Regions from separate parts of the Homo sapiens genome. Here region 1 is linked to region 2. The links are chromatin loops, found by intact Hi-C in ENCODE. Cell type or tissue: uterus. All regions are shown on one strand. Each heading gives the region's core, and the rest is flanking DNA. Links, peaks and the distances in the headings are about the cores only. Region 1 overlaps SMOC2 (SPARC related modular calcium binding 2). Region 2 overlaps SMOC2 (SPARC related modular calcium binding 2).

What was found. Hi-C counts contacts between places; a loop is a spot of excess contacts. Peaks named below come from ENCODE experiments on the same cell type or tissue, not always from the same donor. Only the 100,000 strongest peaks of a DNase experiment are listed, where the experiment ranks them.
Region 1: a loop joins it to region 2, with 2.0 times the contacts of the local background. A loop is called at or near these places in 2 of 110 quality-filtered maps.

The regions. Positions count from the first base shown.
Region 1 is chr6:168,529,988-168,538,473 of GRCh38, reverse strand. All of the region lies in intron 4 of SMOC2 (SPARC related modular calcium binding 2), which reads right to left. Among named protein-coding and RNA genes, the nearest start is that of SMOC2, 93 kb to the right of the region's middle. In uterus, for the core only: no CTCF peak of the experiment used is centred there; a DNase peak (open chromatin) is centred at 4,833; H3K27ac peaks cover 3,356 bases.
Region 2 is chr6:168,590,761-168,599,178 of GRCh38, reverse strand. SMOC2 (SPARC related modular calcium binding 2) reads right to left here. Exons shown (of 13, transcript NM_001166412.2): 8 at 175-361. Among named protein-coding and RNA genes, the nearest start is that of SMOC2, 150 kb to the right of the region's middle. In uterus, for the core only: no CTCF peak of the experiment used is centred there; no DNase peak of the experiment used is centred there.

The sequences.
Region 1 (8,486 bases), core at 214-8,213, 61 kb after region 2:
TCCCCCACATTCCAGCAGCGGTCACCCCACTCCCCCACATTCCAGCAGCGGTCACCCCACTCCCCTACATGCCAGCAGGGGTCACCCCACTCCCCACATTCCAGCAGGGGTCACCCCACTCCCCACATTCCAGCAGCGGTCACCCCACTCCCCCACATTCCAGCAGGGGTCACCCCACTCCCCCACATTCCAGCAGGGGTCACCCCACTGCCCCAGATTCCAGCAGGGGCCACCCCGCTCCCCCAGATTCCAGCAGCGGTCACCCCACTCCCCAGATTCCAGCAGGGGTCACCCCACTCCCCCAGATTCCAGCAGGGGTCACCCCACACCCCAGATTCCAGCAGCGGTCACCCTACTCCCCAGATTACAGCAGCGGTCACCCCACTCCCCCACATCCCAGCAGGGGTCAGTCACCTCACTCCCCCACATTCCAGCAGTGGTCACCCCATTCCCCCAGATTCCAGCAGAGCTCACCCCACTCTGCCAGATTCCAGCAGAGCTCACCCCACTCCCCAGATTCCAGGGTGAGGAAGTGCCTCTGGGCTTCCCTGCCATGTCACACAGGTGGGCTTGGGAGGGCTGAGAAACTGTCCCCAGGTGCCCCTCCGAGGGCAGGGGAGGTGAACTCCAGGCCAGGCCCTTTCCCCTTCGTGCTGACAGAACTGCATCCATCCACCCTGTGGGCTCCAGCCACCTGAGACTCCTCTGCACTCCTTAGACTGCAAGACTGGCCGTGGCAGGGAGGGTGTCCTGCCAGAGGACCGAGGGCATATGTCTCTCGGCCCCAGGGCAGCAGCGGTCCTGTGTTCTTAGGGGCTCCAGGCCTGTGAGAAGCCAACCAGCCACTCGGCCTCCTGGGGTGAGTCCTAGCGAAGAACAGAACGTGCTTCTTACATCCTGCAGAGCACTGTATTAGGATAGACGCTGCTCTCCCTAAATAGGACCAGCTTTCAGCTAAGCAAGTCTTCTCACAGCCTGCAGAGTGCTGTATTAGGACAGACACTGCTCTCCCTAAATAGGACCAGCTTTCAGCTAAGCAAGTCTTCTCACAGCCTGCAGAGTGCTGTATTAGGATAGACGCTGCTCTCCCTAAATAGGACCAGCTTTCAGTTAAGCAAGTCTTCTCACAGCCTGCAGAGTGCTGTATTAGGACAGACGCTGCTCTCTCTAAATAGGACCGGCTTTCAGCTAAGCAAGTCTTCTCACAGCCTGCAGACTGCTGTATTAGGACAGACACTGCTCTCTCTAAATAGGACCGGCTTTCAGCTAAGCAAGTGCTTCTCAAGCCTGCAGACTGCTGTATTAGGATGAACACTGCTCTCCCTAGATAGGACCGGCTTACAGCTAAGAAATAGACAAGGCCTTTGGACCAGTCAGGGTCTCCTTGGCATGAGCCAGAATCCCGGCACTGGCCGGCCGAGGGAGGTGACCACGGGCTTGTCTCCCCTGTACCCTGAGAGCTGCCACCTTCATTTTCACTCTTGTCCTGACACTGGCAGGAGCCCCGACCCTGCTGCCCCGACCCTGCCAGGGTGTATACCCTAGGCTTCAGACACACACAACACCTGTCCTCTGTAGTCCTGCTGCCAGAACTCAGGGAATGCCTCTGCTCTATCCGACTTCACCGGGTCCCATCCCTGAGCCTCACCGTGGCCACAGGTTGGGGCCAAGCAGGACTTGCACGCACTCCTTGTTGGGGACATTCTGGAGCAGGGACGGCACGGCCCAGGTCCACAGTACCCCCAGGGGGTGGCACAGCCCAGGTCCACACTGCCCTTAGCTCCTCCCACCTCATCTCCCCTCTCTCCACACTGAGTCCGGGGGAGGCTTAGTGGAGAAGCAATTTGCACAGGAGGAATATCACCTATTTTCTATTTTCCTGAGTGCCCATGGTCAAATAATCCTCAAGATAACATGACTGGAAGTGGTAGGACCTCCTTCCTGCCTCATCCCAGGGAGGCCCTGGGTCACCGTGAGGCTGAGCTTCACCCCCTGGCCCATGCGGGACATTCAGAGTCACAGGCACCGTGCCCTGGGACCCAACCACCTCCTTATCCGCCAGCTCCTGTCAGCCTCTGAAGGCACTGCTCCCAAGTATTCCTTCTTTGTCTCAGCCTTGAGCTGCATGGCCAGGCCAGGACCCCAAGCAGGCAAGACGTCCCTCACCCGGGATCAGGAGGGGCCCTGGCAGCCACAGGCTCCCCCACTGGCCCCTTGACCATCCTAGGATCCCGTGTTGAGATGGTCATGGATGGCTGCCCTGTGGGCCTGTGTTCCTCTGGAGTGAGGCCCCTCACCTCAACCCAGGGCTTGGAGTGTGGGGCCAGCCACGAGCACCAGCGCTGCCTGGAAACTCGGCAGAAAGCAAACTTTGGCCACACGACAGACCTGCCAGGCCAGAAACTCCAGGAGCCGGCACAGCCTGGGCCCATCAGGCCCTCCGAGTGAGGTTGGCACGTGTGAAAATTCGAGCCAGAATCCAGAGAGAACGGCCGGGCCCCTGTGCCGTGAAGCTGCATGGCTGCTGCGTTATTCCTCACGTGTCCCCAGGATCCCTGTCACTGCTCATGCGTCTCCCTCCCATCTTCCCCCGGCGGCGCCCCTGTGCCGTGAAGCTGCATCACTGCTGCGTTATTCCTCACGTGTCCCCAGGATCACTGTCACTGCGCATTGGTCTCCCTCCCATCTTCCCCCGGCGGCGCTGCCTCTCTCCTGACATCCTCACCTCCAGCTCAACCTCAGTTTTGCCACTTCGGTGTTTCTGTGGATGAAGAAACCAAATGCAATCCATTTGTTTTTGCTCAGTGATCCTTTATGTTATTTATGGACTTGGAGGAGGGTTTCGGTGGACTTTGTGGCACCGGCTTTTATGCTTCGTGGGTCTTTTTCTATCCTAGTGATTCTGCCTTTAAACAGTTGGGATTCCTGATTTGAGGTGCATCTGATAAAAGGAATGTTCTGAATTTACTGATTTCTGATTTGAGACCCTGATTCAATGGCAGGAGAAAAATGTCTGAGTACAGCTGTATCACTCTTGCTAAAGGGCCACACAACATTTTAATAGTTTCATAAATCTTTGCAACATTTAACTGTTGTAGCTGCATATAGTGAAAAAAGGTGCTGTAAAATAATTAGCATTTGTCCAAAAAATAATTAGAAGAAAAAATAATATACTTGTTTTTATGTACATAAAATATCTCTGGAGGCTGGGCACGGTGGCTCCTGCCTGTAATCCCAGCACTTTGGGAGGCCAAGGTGAGCGGATCACAAGGTCAGGAGATTGAGACCATCCAGGCTAACACGGTGAAACCCCGTTTCTACTAAAAATACAAAACATTAGCTGGGCGTGGTGGCGGGTGCCTGTAGTCCCAGCTACTCCGGAGGCAGAGGCAGGAGAATCGCTTGAACCCCGGAGGCGGAGGTTGCAGTGAGCCGAGATTGTGCCACTGCACTCCAGCCTGGGCGACAGAGCCAGACTCCATCTCAAAAATAAATAAATAAATAAATAAAAATAAAATCTCTAGAAGCACTCAGCCATTATTCTTTAAATAGACCTATACAAATTGGGGCCATTTACTTCCAAAGACCTCTTGATTTCTTTGGGAGCATTTTATTAACTATTAGAAAACAGGAGCGAAAAGTCACTTGTAGATGAGGTGCAACAAAGGGCCATTTTACAGGATACTGTTCTCAACTCATGTGAGGCTCCAGTACAAATTAGCCGCCAAATTAAATGTACACTAAAGTATAACAGAGGAGCAGATTATAAAAAACACAAGCATTAGACACCAGAAAGTACTTTTTCCTGAGGTTAAAAGTAATAAATATTTTTCCTGAATAGAAAAAGTTACACCAGAATATTGTCTATCAGAATAGTTGTGAATAACTCAACATAAAGTCCAACTTTAAAAAGAAAAGTGAAGCAGAGGAAAGGCTGGGCCCAGATGGGAGCTTCAGCCCCAAGGGCCTCTGGAGTCATCACCCAGGGAAGGGCCAGGGCGGGACGCAGGGGAACCTGACTTCCAGTCCGGGCCCTGGCAGACGCAGGGACCTCCCACTCTTCCCAAGCCGGCCTGAAGCGGCTTGTCAGACTAAACCTACACCCTGTGGTCTTTTTCTTTAACATTTTATTTATTATTATGTTTTTAAATTTAGTATCAGTTGAACACTTTCAGAATTCAATCTGAATCTTTTATTGAAAATTTTACAAATCCTGTGTTGGCTGTATCAAATTACTATTTTATGTCATCATGGATGTAAAATAAATGTCCTCGATACTATAAAAGGTGCTATAAATTTACGTGTTACAGAGTAAATTTAACATTTTTCTCTGAAAAAAATTCACAAGTTTTTAATTGTTTTAAATTTTTAAATTTTTATTTTTTGTAGAGATGGTGGGGGGTCTCACTTTTGTTGCACAGGCCAGTCTCAAACTCCTGGGCTCAAGTGATCCCCCTGCCTTAGCCTCCCACAGTGCTGGGATTACAAGCAAGAGCCACCACTCCCTGCCTACAAGTATTTTAAACAGATAAAATTCAGATTTATATTTGATATTGTGGCTTGATTGCTGAAGTGACCACCTCTCATTGTTTTCATGGCCATCTAGAAAGAGGCCTCAATTTTCGGTGCATTTCCTACTTCTCCTTAAGGTTGTTTGTTTTTACATTTTCTTTTAAATTTCTTTCACATTTCTTTCAATGGTATTGAAATATTTTACTTTAATAACTTTCACTTTTCAAGAAAAGACCTACGAAGGCTAAAGAAAAAGCCGTTTTGAGGTGGAGACAAACAGCAAGCTGGATTCTCTCCAAGGCACAGGCTCTCCAGGTCAAGCCAAGCCACTGCACACTGGCCCTGAATGATTTCTACCAGGAAGTGCTTCAGAGACATTGGAGACCAAACGCAGCTGCCTCGTTGATCTCAGGATTTGGGAATTTAATTATTCTGGGTGATCCTTTCAAGTCCCTCAGCTATGTAGGGTCCTTAACTTAGTGCCAGGGAAATTCATGTGAAAAATTAAAAATTCAGTTAGCTTTGGCTTATGAAGTGTATTTTTTTCTGAAGTCATTTAGGATACTACTACAAACATGGAGTTCCACCATTTCAGATGGAGGACAAGACTTTAGGCCTTGCAGAAAAATGCAGAAGTCATAGTTAAATAAATGTATATCATGTACTGAGATTCATGCGACTCCAAGATCATCCATCATTTATAACAGGGCCTTCCCCAAACCCAGATTTAGAAATCTCTGGGATGAGCATCCACAGTGAAGATGGACGCATAGTCATGTTCAGACCACAGAGAGGAAATTCCTAGAGCAGGGAGGAAATTCAGACCGCAGAGAGGAAATTTTAGAGCGGGGAGGAAATTCAGACCGCAGAGAGGCAATTCCTAGAGAAGGCCACTGACCTACTGCTGCCTGTCACAGGTATCACACAGACTTTAGTAATTAAAACCAAATTATAAATTTGCATGTTACAGAGCTTGTTAGGAAATAAATGGGAAGAAACAGATGTCTTCTTCCCCATGCAATGGGAAAGGACTCCTTCTACGCCAGACACAGCTGTGTCAGGTGGAACAGGAAGATGTCCACTCTGTCGGAACAGGCCGATGGCTGCAGTGTATGAGGCCTGGTCCCTACTTTAGAAGGCAGGGATAGGCTGGGGGTCTCAAGATGGGCACCAGCTACTACACATGGGCTGTGTCTATCCCTCTTCTGTAACTCAAAACCTGTAGCTTCCTTCAAACACGTAACTCCAACCAAGCTATATATGAAGATTCTTTGAATATTGTAATATTAAAAAATCTTGCATGTAGGTTCAGCTTACAATATCTTAACCCACTTTGTACTCATGCCAGGAACCAGCTCTTGGTCAGGGTGCACAGTTACAGAGGAGAGATGAGATTAAAAACCTGAAGCTATATCCAAATACTGGAGAATGGGTTGCAAACACCCTCTCTTGGCAAAAAGGCCTTTGTTTTCAACCTCTAATCCTGCCCCCAGCAATGTTAGGCTTCAAATCTTTGTGGGGGAGGGGGGGAGGGTGGTGAGGAAGAAAAGAAAGAAACAAAAAGAAAATCCCTACAGAAGAAATAAGAACCAACTCTGTCTTTCAGGAGACACGTGGAGCTGGCCCCCAATCCCAGGACGAAGGACATGAAGGGCTTGTTATGTAGTGTGAACCCTGCCCTTTACTGTGCCTTCCTTGAACACCGGGGCAGCAGGGCACTCCCTGAGCATAAAGCCATCTACAGACCCCACAGGTCGACATCAGCAGGGCCCTGAGGAGTGCATACATCTCTAAACTGTGAGCAAGAAACACCTGCCCTAAAGCCATCTACAGATCCCACAGGTCGACATCAGCAGGGCTCTGAGAAGCACATACATCTCTAAACTGTGAGCAAGAAACACCTGCTCTCAGCAGCGCAGAACATGAAGTGGACTTGGATACGTCTCCGAGAGCCGGCTTCTTGTCCTCGCCATATCCAAGGCACCACACCATTTGCCATCAACCTCACCCCACTCTCCAGAGCCCTTGACCATCTCTGCCCACATTCTCCTACGCCCGACTTCCAGCCAAGTGTAAATAGGAATTCAAGGCCCCAAGAATTTTGATACTTTGGTATTTGGGGGAGAAACATGGGTTATGGAGACAAAGATGTAGGTTTACATCCCAGCTCTGCCACTTCCAAGCACAGAGACCTTGGAAGGTTTTCTCGTCTGTAAAAGAGTAGGTTTAACCCCTACAATTTAGGCTGCTATGAGGCAGCCAGTGTTTGGCCCTGGCGAATGTGAGCCATGGCTGGCACTTCTGCGTGGCCAAGTGGGGGGCCGCAATGCCCAGCCCGCTCTCTCCAGCTCTCCAGAGCATCCCCAAAGGCAAACCTTAATTTTCCTGTTCCCCAAATCCCCCCTGGGTCTTTCCTTCCCAGCCCTCCCTCAGGCTCAGGGATGTGTCTTTTCCTATCTTCTCCTTCCACCAGCTCCTAAGCATCTGGTCCCATTCCCTCTGTAAACATCCTCAGGGAAGGACGCTAGAGAAATGTGTACATGTGGGGAGAATTCAGCCTGCGTTACCGCTTTCAGTGGCGTTGCACGTTTTAACATTTTAAATTCCTAAAATATTGACACCCATACAGAAAAGTGCACAAAAGATAAATGTACACGTAATGAATTATTATCAACCAAAACCTGTGAAGACATTTTCCAGAGCAGGAAAAGGACTCCCCAAGTCAGCCCCCTCTGCAATCACAAAATTGACCCCCCTGCTCTCCACCGCATGCAAGCAACCGTGGCCCTGCGTGTGTGGCCATCACTCCCTGCTGGTCTTCATGGTTTGCCACCTCTGGATGCATCCCTCAGAGCTGGAGCTGAGTTTTCTGACTCTCAGCTGTGGGAGGATTTGTGGTTGGGGTGCCTCCGTGTGGGGCTCCGTGGACTCAGGAGGACATTAGCGCACGGCACCACTGAGGAAGGCACTGGACCTTTTCATCAGTGCTCACTGCTCTGTAGGATGAACCGAGCGAACCGCAGTGCTCACCCAGGCAGACGCCAATGGACACAGATCTGTTTCCAGGCTTTGGTTCTCATGTGAACACTGCTGGGAACGCCCTCCCAGGTCTCCTCCCACACAGGTGAATGCATTTCTCCTGGGTTTCCTCCCGGAATGGAAGAGCTGGGATCTTAATCACCCACATGCAAAGGGGCAAACTGATGTTGCAAAGGGCAGTACCAGTTCCCACCACACCCGCAGCTCTGTCCTCACCAGCAAGTCATAGAATCACGGTTTTTCATTTCTGCCAGAGCAGTGGGTGTGGGGGCGGGGGGGGGGGGGTTGCACCGTGACTTTAATTTGCATTTCCAACCAGTGGGTGTGGAGGGGAGTTGCACGGTGACTTTAATTGTGACTTTAATTTGCAGTTCCCTGGGACTGAAGATCCTAGGCACCTTTTCCTGCCTTTACTGGTCATCAGGATTTTTTCCTTTATAAATAAAATGCTGCCTGCTCGAGACTTTTGGCCGTTTTTCTGCTGGATTGTCTCATTATATTATCTGATTAATAGGAATTTATGGATTAATAGGAATTTAGGTATTTTGCATTCATGGCTTTAAGAATACATGATTATGAAATAAAGGAATCCATTTCCTATTAAAGATCTTTCTGAGACAACTGAAAAGCTGGGAGGCTTTGGGGCAAGGGCTTTCTCTGCTCTCCAGGAATCATGCCAGTCAGTGGAGCCCCGTTTCCCTCCGCTGTGGCTGGCCTCAAGTTACGTTTGCATGTATTATTCATAAACACACACACATGCACTTTCTGAAAAACAGCTCCTATCTACGGCTCTTTTTAAATCTCATTGTCTGATTTTCAAATTTTTATAGAGTCTGCTTCTATGGTAACCTCGGTATTAACTTGAGGGCAAAAAACATTTATTAAATACTGAAATTTGCCCAATTTTAGTAAACTTGATGAAAAGTACTCCTGCC
Region 2 (8,418 bases), core at 1-8,000:
GTGTGTGAGAGCGTGGGTGTGTGTGGGTATGTGTGTGGTATCAGTGTGTGTGAGTGTGAGTGTGTGTGTGACTGTGTGTCGGTGTGTGTTGGGGGAAGTGGGGGTTCTGCTTTCCTGGCTTCCACACCCCAAAGCCTCCCATGGTCCCGGGGGGGGTGGGTGCACCCTATTTACCTTGTGGATGTGCCGGGAATGGGGCGCCCCGTGTCCACCAGGACGCACCAGCAGTACCCCGTGGAGGGGTGGCACTGCACTGGCTTGTAGAGGCCGCCGTGCGCACACTCAGGGATCACCACATTGTCGTTCTTGGGCTGCTTGGCTTCCTCCAGGGCAGACTGGTGCTCTTGGTCACAGGATGACACTGCGGGGAAGAAGAAGGCAAAAGGTGAGCAGGATCCAGCGACGTCGTCCCACATGCAGAGCTCTTGGGAGGCCACAGAGAACTGCCAAGAACGATGTGGTCCTCCTTCACCCCGGAGCAGGAGGGCCTGCCAGCGTGGGGGGCACAGCAGGAGAGGCAGAACCTCACATGGCTCCAGTTCCCGCAGCCTCGCATGCTGCTGTGATCACGGATCTCTCAACAGCATACCCACAGTGATGGACATTCCTGCTCAACACGCAGCACAGCTCACAAGTCAGCATGGGCAGTCGCCTGGGAGAGGGGATCCAGGAGCAGATCTGATGCCCACAGGACTCCTGAATGTGACGAGGCAGAACCAGCCCTGTGGCTGGAAGTCTTCTCCACTCCCTGCTCCGAGCCACGTGTCATTGAGGCTGGAGATTCCTCAGAGCGGGCCCCAGGGCAAGGTCGTGTTTAGACTCCGAGGCTCCCTGTGTGACCCCTCTCTCCTCATTCTCAACATGCGGTTCATCGTCCATCCCCCACCCCCAAACGAGGGGGAGACTTGTAAGAAAATCCACTTTCTCACCTGGGGTCTCCCCAAGGTCTGACTTAGGTGAAATCTAAGCAGAACAGGTGCACGCTATCTAAAAGTTGTTCAGCCCCAAATCGTGAAAATTTCCACTGCACTCTTTCCAAAACAAGCTTTGTTACTGAAAACTGGTAAAGAATAATAATGAGAGGTATTCATACTCAGCCTGTGCACCAGGCATTGTGCTACATGAATACTGACACTCACTCACATGCAAATAAAACAATGACTTAAAAATTCTAGGACCTCATATTGCCATGTGCAAAGGTTGGTCTCTTTTTGTTAATAAACTCAGTTTCTCCTTTGTTTAGACATGTATGTCTGACATCCATCTTCTGCCCCAAATAGTTAAGCCAGGAATACCTGAGAATAAGTGCGTGCTGGCAACCGCCTCCTGACTGGCCCTCACCTGGGGGGAGAGCGGTAGCATCTAGGAATGAAAGACCATGTGACCTGTTGTTGGCTGCAGCAGGAACACGCAGGTGGAGCAGCAGGGGCAGCCTCTCTGCTCAGCCTGAAGGAAGCTTGGGCTGGGACGTCACGAATCTCTCCAGTTGGAAGTGATTTTCCACAAATGGTGCTTTAAGCCTGCTTTGAAGCTGATTAACTACAGTGTATAGTTTATAGAGCTTTTATGACCCTAAAGGTGATATCAGACAGGTGGAACACAGTAGGAAGCTGATAAGAGCTGCTCAGCACTGCCATAGCTGGTGTGGTGCGTCCACATCACAGCCCAGCAGAAAGGATTGTTCTGGGGATTAAAAGCGATTATAGGTGCAGTGTGGCATATTGACACAGTTCCACAAATGTTAGCTATTGCATAATTTTTCCAATGCTAAAAGGATGCCTGGCTTGTAATAGGCACTCAATAAATTTCTTTTGAGATAATAAATAATTGTGATGGTATTAATGGAAACCACCCTGATTTTAGCATATCTAGCAACTCTGTTTAACATCTGAGGATAATCAGATTCGTAATTTTATGATTAGTCCATTACTGACTATATTACCAAATGTTGCTATTAGATTTTGTAAAAGCATACGTTTTGTGTCTTCACTGCAAGAATGTAAAAACAAATGTTACCTTTTAGACTCTCCCCTATATTTCTATTCCAAAGTGACTAACAATCATTCTCCCCTGGCAACCTCATACGCTGTACTCAGCCACTTGAAAGAGTGGATGATAAACATTAAAGTGAAGTCATCGTGTCTTCACGATGACAATGCTCTTATCAACATTTTTTAGAATAAGCTCAGAACTCATGGATCATTCAAATCTCACAGTAGGTGCTCAAAATCGGTTTAATGAACAAGAGAAGAAGCAGAAAGAAATTTGTCAATGACTGAAATTTCATATGATTGTGTCTTATAAGTTCTGTGTGGGCTCCAGGTTTTGCTCAGCAAATGCACAGGTGCATAAAACAAAACCTACCTCTGGGTTATAGTAAAGAGGCTTTTGCCTCAACGATAACGAGGAAACTGGTAACAAATAAAAAGGACGATGATTTGCATTTCTTTCTGAATTGCTCAGTAAGTTACTTTAGGTCATGGAAGAAACAGAAAACAGCAGGGGTTGTGCGAAATGTTTCTGGAGGTTGTTGCTTTGCAGAAATCCTCAGAGCACTTGGTGCATCACTCAATGGAACTGCGCCTCCGGAGAGCAGCAGCTGAGGATGGCGGAAACTGCCTCTCCAGCAGCACCCGGGAAACTCAGCACTGCCGTGTTCACATGGCACCTGTTCATTCCTCTCCAGCAGCACCCTGGAAGACTTAGCACTGCCGTGTTCACGTGGCGCTTGCTCATGCCCCTCCAGCAGCACCCTGGAAACTCATCACTGCCGTGTTCACATGGCACCTGTTCATTCCTCTCCAGCAGCACCCAGGAAACTCATCACTGCCGTGTTCACATGGCACCTGTTCATTCCTCTCCAGCAGCACCCAGGAAACTCATCACTGCCGTGTTCACATGGCACCTGTTCATTCCTCTCCAGCAGCACCCAGGAAACTCATCACTGCCGTGTTCACGTGGCGCTTGTTCATGCCTCTCCAGCAGCACCCAGGAAACTCATCACTGCCGTGTTCACATGGCACCTGTTCATTCCTCTCCAGCAGCACCCAGGAAACTCATCACTGCCGTGTTCACGTGGCGCTTGTTCATGCCTCTCCAGCAGCACCCAGGAAACTCATCACTGCCGTGTTCACGTGGCGCTTGTTCATGCCTCTCCAGCAGCACCCAGGAAGACTCAGCACCGCCGCAGCGCTTCTTCAGAAATTTTATTAGTGCACAGAATTTATGGTTTGATGATCCAGACACGACATACTTTCTGTGCTTTATCCAGGAACATACTGCATCTATAGAAATTGTTCTCAAAAATTCTTGAAACGTCTCTCTTGAGGATTTTATGTGATATTTGAAAGCTTATCATAAGCAAAATAAGATGGATTAAATCAACCTCTTAAAATTTGATGAGCATGATATAAAATATTAAAGATATTAGAGCAGAGTCAGAAGAAACTTCGTGTATGTTTATATAAACATCGTGGTTGATGAGGGCTGTTAACCCATGCAATTTTACCTGATAAACCTGGCTGCATGTGGGAAATTCAGACTCATTGGAGAAATGCAATTCCATTTTCTTTTAGTAAGGGCCACAGTGGAGGCAGAAGATCTTTAAACAAACTGATGACGGCCCCTGGGAAGAGAAGGCCACAGAACACAATTTCCACCTGTGACTGTCACTCCCTCCTGGGGCACCCCAGAACGCAGCGTTCTGCAGGCAGAGCTGACGGGGGTGGTTCTCTCTGGCAGGAGACAAGTCCTTATTCTATAAAGGACTTAATCACGCTGGTAGAGGGAACAAGGAGGGGTGAATTCGCACATGACAGGTCCTGTGTCACCACAGCACGGGAGATTTCCGTCTTGGGGAGGCGCATGGGGCCGTGACTCCAGGAAGGAACCCAAGGAGGAGGAGCTCGGCGATCCTCTAGAAAGATGCCCGTGAGGCCTCAGGAAGGAGGAGGAGCTCGGAGATCCTCTAGAAAGATGCCCCTCGTGAGGCCTCAGGAAGGAGGAGGAGCTCGGCGATCCTCTAGAAAGATGCCCCTTGTGAGGCCTTAGGAAGGAGGAGCTCGGCCATCCTCTAGAAAGATGCCCGTGAGGCCTCAGGAAGGAGGAGGAGCTCGGCCATCCTCTAGAAAGATGCTCGTGAGGCCTCAGGAAGGAGGAGGAGCTCGGCGATCCTCTAGAAAGATGCCCGTGAGGCCTCAGGAAGGAGGAGGAGCTCGGAGATCCTCTAGAAAGATGCCCCTCGTGAGGCCTCAGGAAGGAGGAGGAGCTCGGCAATCCTCTAGAAAGATGCCCGTGAGGCCTCAGGAAGGAGGAGGAGCTCGGAGATCCTCTAGAAAGATGCCCCTCGTGAGGCCTCAGGAAGGAGGAGGAGCTCGGCGATCCTCTAGAAAGATGCCCGTGAGGCCTCAGGAAGGAGGAGGAGCTCGGAGATCCTCTAGAAAGATGCCCGTGAGGCCTCAGGAAGGAGGAGGAGCTCGGAGATCCTCTAGAAAGATGCCCGTGAGGCCTCAGGAAGGAGGAGGAGCTCGGCCATCCTCTAGAAAGATGCTCGTGAGGCCTCAGGAAGGAGGAGGAGCTCGGAGATCCTCTAGAAAGATGCCCGCGAGGCCTCAGGAAGGAGGAGGAGCTCAGAGATCCTCTAGAAAGATGCCCGCGAGGCCTCAGGAAGGAGGAGGAGCTCGGAGATCCTCTAGAAAGATGCCCGTGAGGCCTCAGGAAGGAGGAGGAGCTCGGAGATCCTCTAGAAAGATGCCCGTGAGGCCTCAGGAAGGAGGAGGAGCTCCGCGATCCTCTAGAAAGATGCCCCTCGTGAGGCCTCAGGAAGGAGGAGGAGCTCGGCGATCCTCTAGAAAGATGCCCCTCGTGAGGCCTCAGGAAGGAGGAGGAGCTCGGAGATCCTCTAGAAAGATGCCCGTGAGGCCTCAGGAAGGAGGAGGAGCTCGGAGATCCTCTAGAAAGATGCCCGTGAGGCCTCAGGAAGGAGGAGGAGCTCGGAGATCCTCTAGAAAGATGCCCGTGAGGCCTCAGGAAGGAGGAGGAGCTCCGCGATCCTCTAGAAAGATGCCCCTCGTGAGGCCTCAGGAAGGAGGAGGAGCTCGGCGATCCTCTAGAAAGATGCCCGTGAGGCCTCAGGAAGGAGGAGGAGCTCGGCCATCCTCTAGAAAGATGCCCGTGAGGCCTCAGGAAGGAGGAGGAGCTCGGAGATCCTCTAGAAAGATGCCCGTGAGGCCTCAGGAAGGAGGAGGAGCTCGGCCATCCTCTAGAAAGATGCCCGTGAGGCCTCAGGAAGGAGGAGGAGCTCGGAGATCCTCTAGAAAGACGCCCGTGAGGCCTCAGGAAGGAGGAGGAGCTCGGCCATCCTCTAGAAAGATGCCCATGAGGCCTCAGGAAGGAGGAGGAGCTCGGAGATCCTCTAGAAAGATGCCCGTGAGGCCTCAGGAAGGAGGAGGAGCTCGGAGATCCTCTAGAAAGATGCCCGTGAGGCCTCAGGAAGGAGGAGGAGCTCGGAGATCCTCTAGAAAGATGCCCGTGAGGCCTCAGGAAGGAGGAGGAGCTCGGCCATCCTCTAGAAAGATGCCCGTGAGGCCTCAGGAAGGAGGAGGAGCTCGGAGATCCTCTAGAAAGATGCCCGTGAGGCCTCAGGAAGGAGGAGGAGCTCGGAGATCCTCTAGAAAGATGCCCGTGAGGCCTCAGGAAGGAGGAGGAGCTCGGCCATCCTCTAGAAAGATGCCCGTGAGGCCTCAGGAAGGAGGAGGAGCTCGGAGATCCTCTAGAAAGATGCCCGTGAGGCCTCAGGAAGGAGGAGGAGCTCGGAGATCCTCTAGAAAGATGCCCGTGAGGCCTCAGGAAGGAGGAGGAGCTCGGCCATCCTCTAGAAAGATGCCCGTGAGGCCTCAGGAAGGAGGAGGAGCTCGGAGATCCTCTAGAAAGACGCCCGTGAGTCCTCAGGAAGGAGGAGGAGCTCGGCGATCCTCTAGAAAGATGCCCGTGAGGCCTCAGGAAGGAGGAGGAGCTCGGCCATCCTCTAGAAAGATGCCCGTGAGGCCTCAGGAAGGAGGAGGAGCTCGGAGATCCTCTAGAAAGATGCCCGTGAGGCCTCAGGAAGGAGGAGGAGCTCGGAGATCCTCTAGAAAGATGCCCGTGAGGCCTCAGGAAGAAGGAGGAGCTCGGAGATCCTCTAGAAAGATGCCCGTGAGGCCTCAGGAAGGAGGAGGAGCTCGGCCATCCTCTAGAAAGATGCCCGTGAGGCCTCAGGAAGGAGGAGGAGCTCGGCCATCCTCTAGAAAGATGCCCGTGAGGCCTCAGGAAGGAGGAGGAGCTCGGAGATCCTCTAGAAAGATGCCCGTGAGGCCTCAGGAAGGAGGAGGAGCTCGGAGATCCTCTAGAAAGATGCCCGTGAGGCCTCAGGAAGAAGGAGGAGCTCGGAGATCCTCTAGAAAGATGCCCGTGAGGCCTCAGGAAGGAGGAGGAGCTCGGCCATCCTCTAGAAAGATGCCCGTGAGGCCTCAGGAAGGAGGAGGAGCTCAGCGATCCTCTAGAAAGATGCCCGTGAAGCCTCAGGAAGGAGGAGGAGCTCCGCGATCCTCTAGAAAGATGCCCCTCGTGAGGCCTCAGGAAGGAGGAGGAGCTCGGAGATCCTCTAGAAAGATGCCCGTGAGGCCTCAGGAAGGAGGAGGAGCTCCGCGATCCTCTAGAAAGAGGCCCCTCGTGAGGCCTCAGGAAGGAGGAGGAGCTCGGCGATCCTCTAGAAAGATGCTCGTGAGGCCTCAGGAAGGAGGAGGAGCTCGGAGATCCTCTAGAAAGATGCCCGTGAGGCCTCAGGAAGGAGGAGGAGCTCGGAGATCCTCTAGAAAGACGCCCGTGAGGCCTCAGGGAGGAGGAGGAGCTCCACGATCCTCTAGAAAGATGCCCGTGAGGCCTTAGGAAGCATGAAGGGCGCAGGAAAAAGAGAACTGAGTGAAACTGAAGATTGAGAGAAGCAGGATGGCAAGGGTAGAGAACTAGGGAAATAGGGAAGGAGAGGCTGCTCCAAGGATCATGGTGGAGTCACCGGCAGGACCACACAGGGACCGGTAGACACAGGACACCAAGGTGGAAATGTCAAGACAGAGACACTTGGTTCTGTTAAGTGGGGACAAGGAACCAAAGTTCAAGTTTTAAACTAATCATATTACTATAAGTTATGTTTGATTCCAGATGGAGTAGGCTACGCTTCCAAAAATGACCATTGATAGAGAAAAATAAAGCTAGAAATTCTGGAAATAATTCAGAAAAAAAGTAATAATGAATGATTACAAAATCCCTATTGCAATATTCCATTTTAATATATTAGATGAAAATATGTCACTTTTCTTTCCTATTCAGAAGGCCCTTAACTACATCATTTTCTCATATAATAAATTTTGAGGAGTTAATGTATAAAGAAAAAATAATCTGAAAAAGACGCAAATAGAAGCAATTCCGATATGAAGGCATTCAAGAGGCTGACTTTTAATACACACATGCATACATATATAATATGTATTATATTACTTATAGTATTATATTAATTATATATTATATTAACAATATAGAATATGTATAATTTATTATTCTCCCACATTACAACATTTTTAACCAAAGAATAGCCTTCCATTTAGTGTATTAAGTTCATTCTCACTCAAACCTTTGGCTTTGCCTCAATCTGAAGGTTTCTGCTCTTGCCAGAGTCAGTGACACCCTGCTGGTACTCAGAACCCATAAGGAAATGTACTAATTCTGTAGTATAAATGTTGTAATAATTCTGTAGTATAACTATGATTGCATGGTGCTGTCTTTCATAGGTAGTTCTATTTGGTGGTTTGTGCTTTTCTAGTTCCACGAGCATTGCCTGTGTGCTCCCTTCTCTGACAGCTTTCTGCTGTCTGTGGCTCAGATCCCTGGCCTGCAGGCCTGTGCCCCTTCCTGAACACACTCCCGAAAAGTAATTAGCACATTGGAGACAGCCTTCCTCCATATTGTCTCATTAAATATTAGGCTAGCAATGTGATTCCCATTCCAATTTACTTCTATAAGTGTTGTTTTATAGAAACATGATTTCAATTCCAATTTACTTCTATAAATTCTAACTTTTATAGAAATATGATTTCAATTTCACTTCTATAAACTTTAAGTTTTATAGAAACATGATTCCCATTCCAATTTACTTCTATAAATTTTAAGTTTTATAACCATGTAACAACTTTTTTTTAATTTGTAGAAAGCTACCTTTGTAAAGTTGGTAGAAGGTCTATTAAAAAAATATGAGTTCGTTTCCCAAACTAGCATTAGATGCTTGTGACTTATAATGTGTCTGACAGTTTGTTCAAATAATCTGACAACCAAGAGGAGTTTTTAGATGATAATAAGCAGCTGCCAGACATTTATGAACATTAAAAA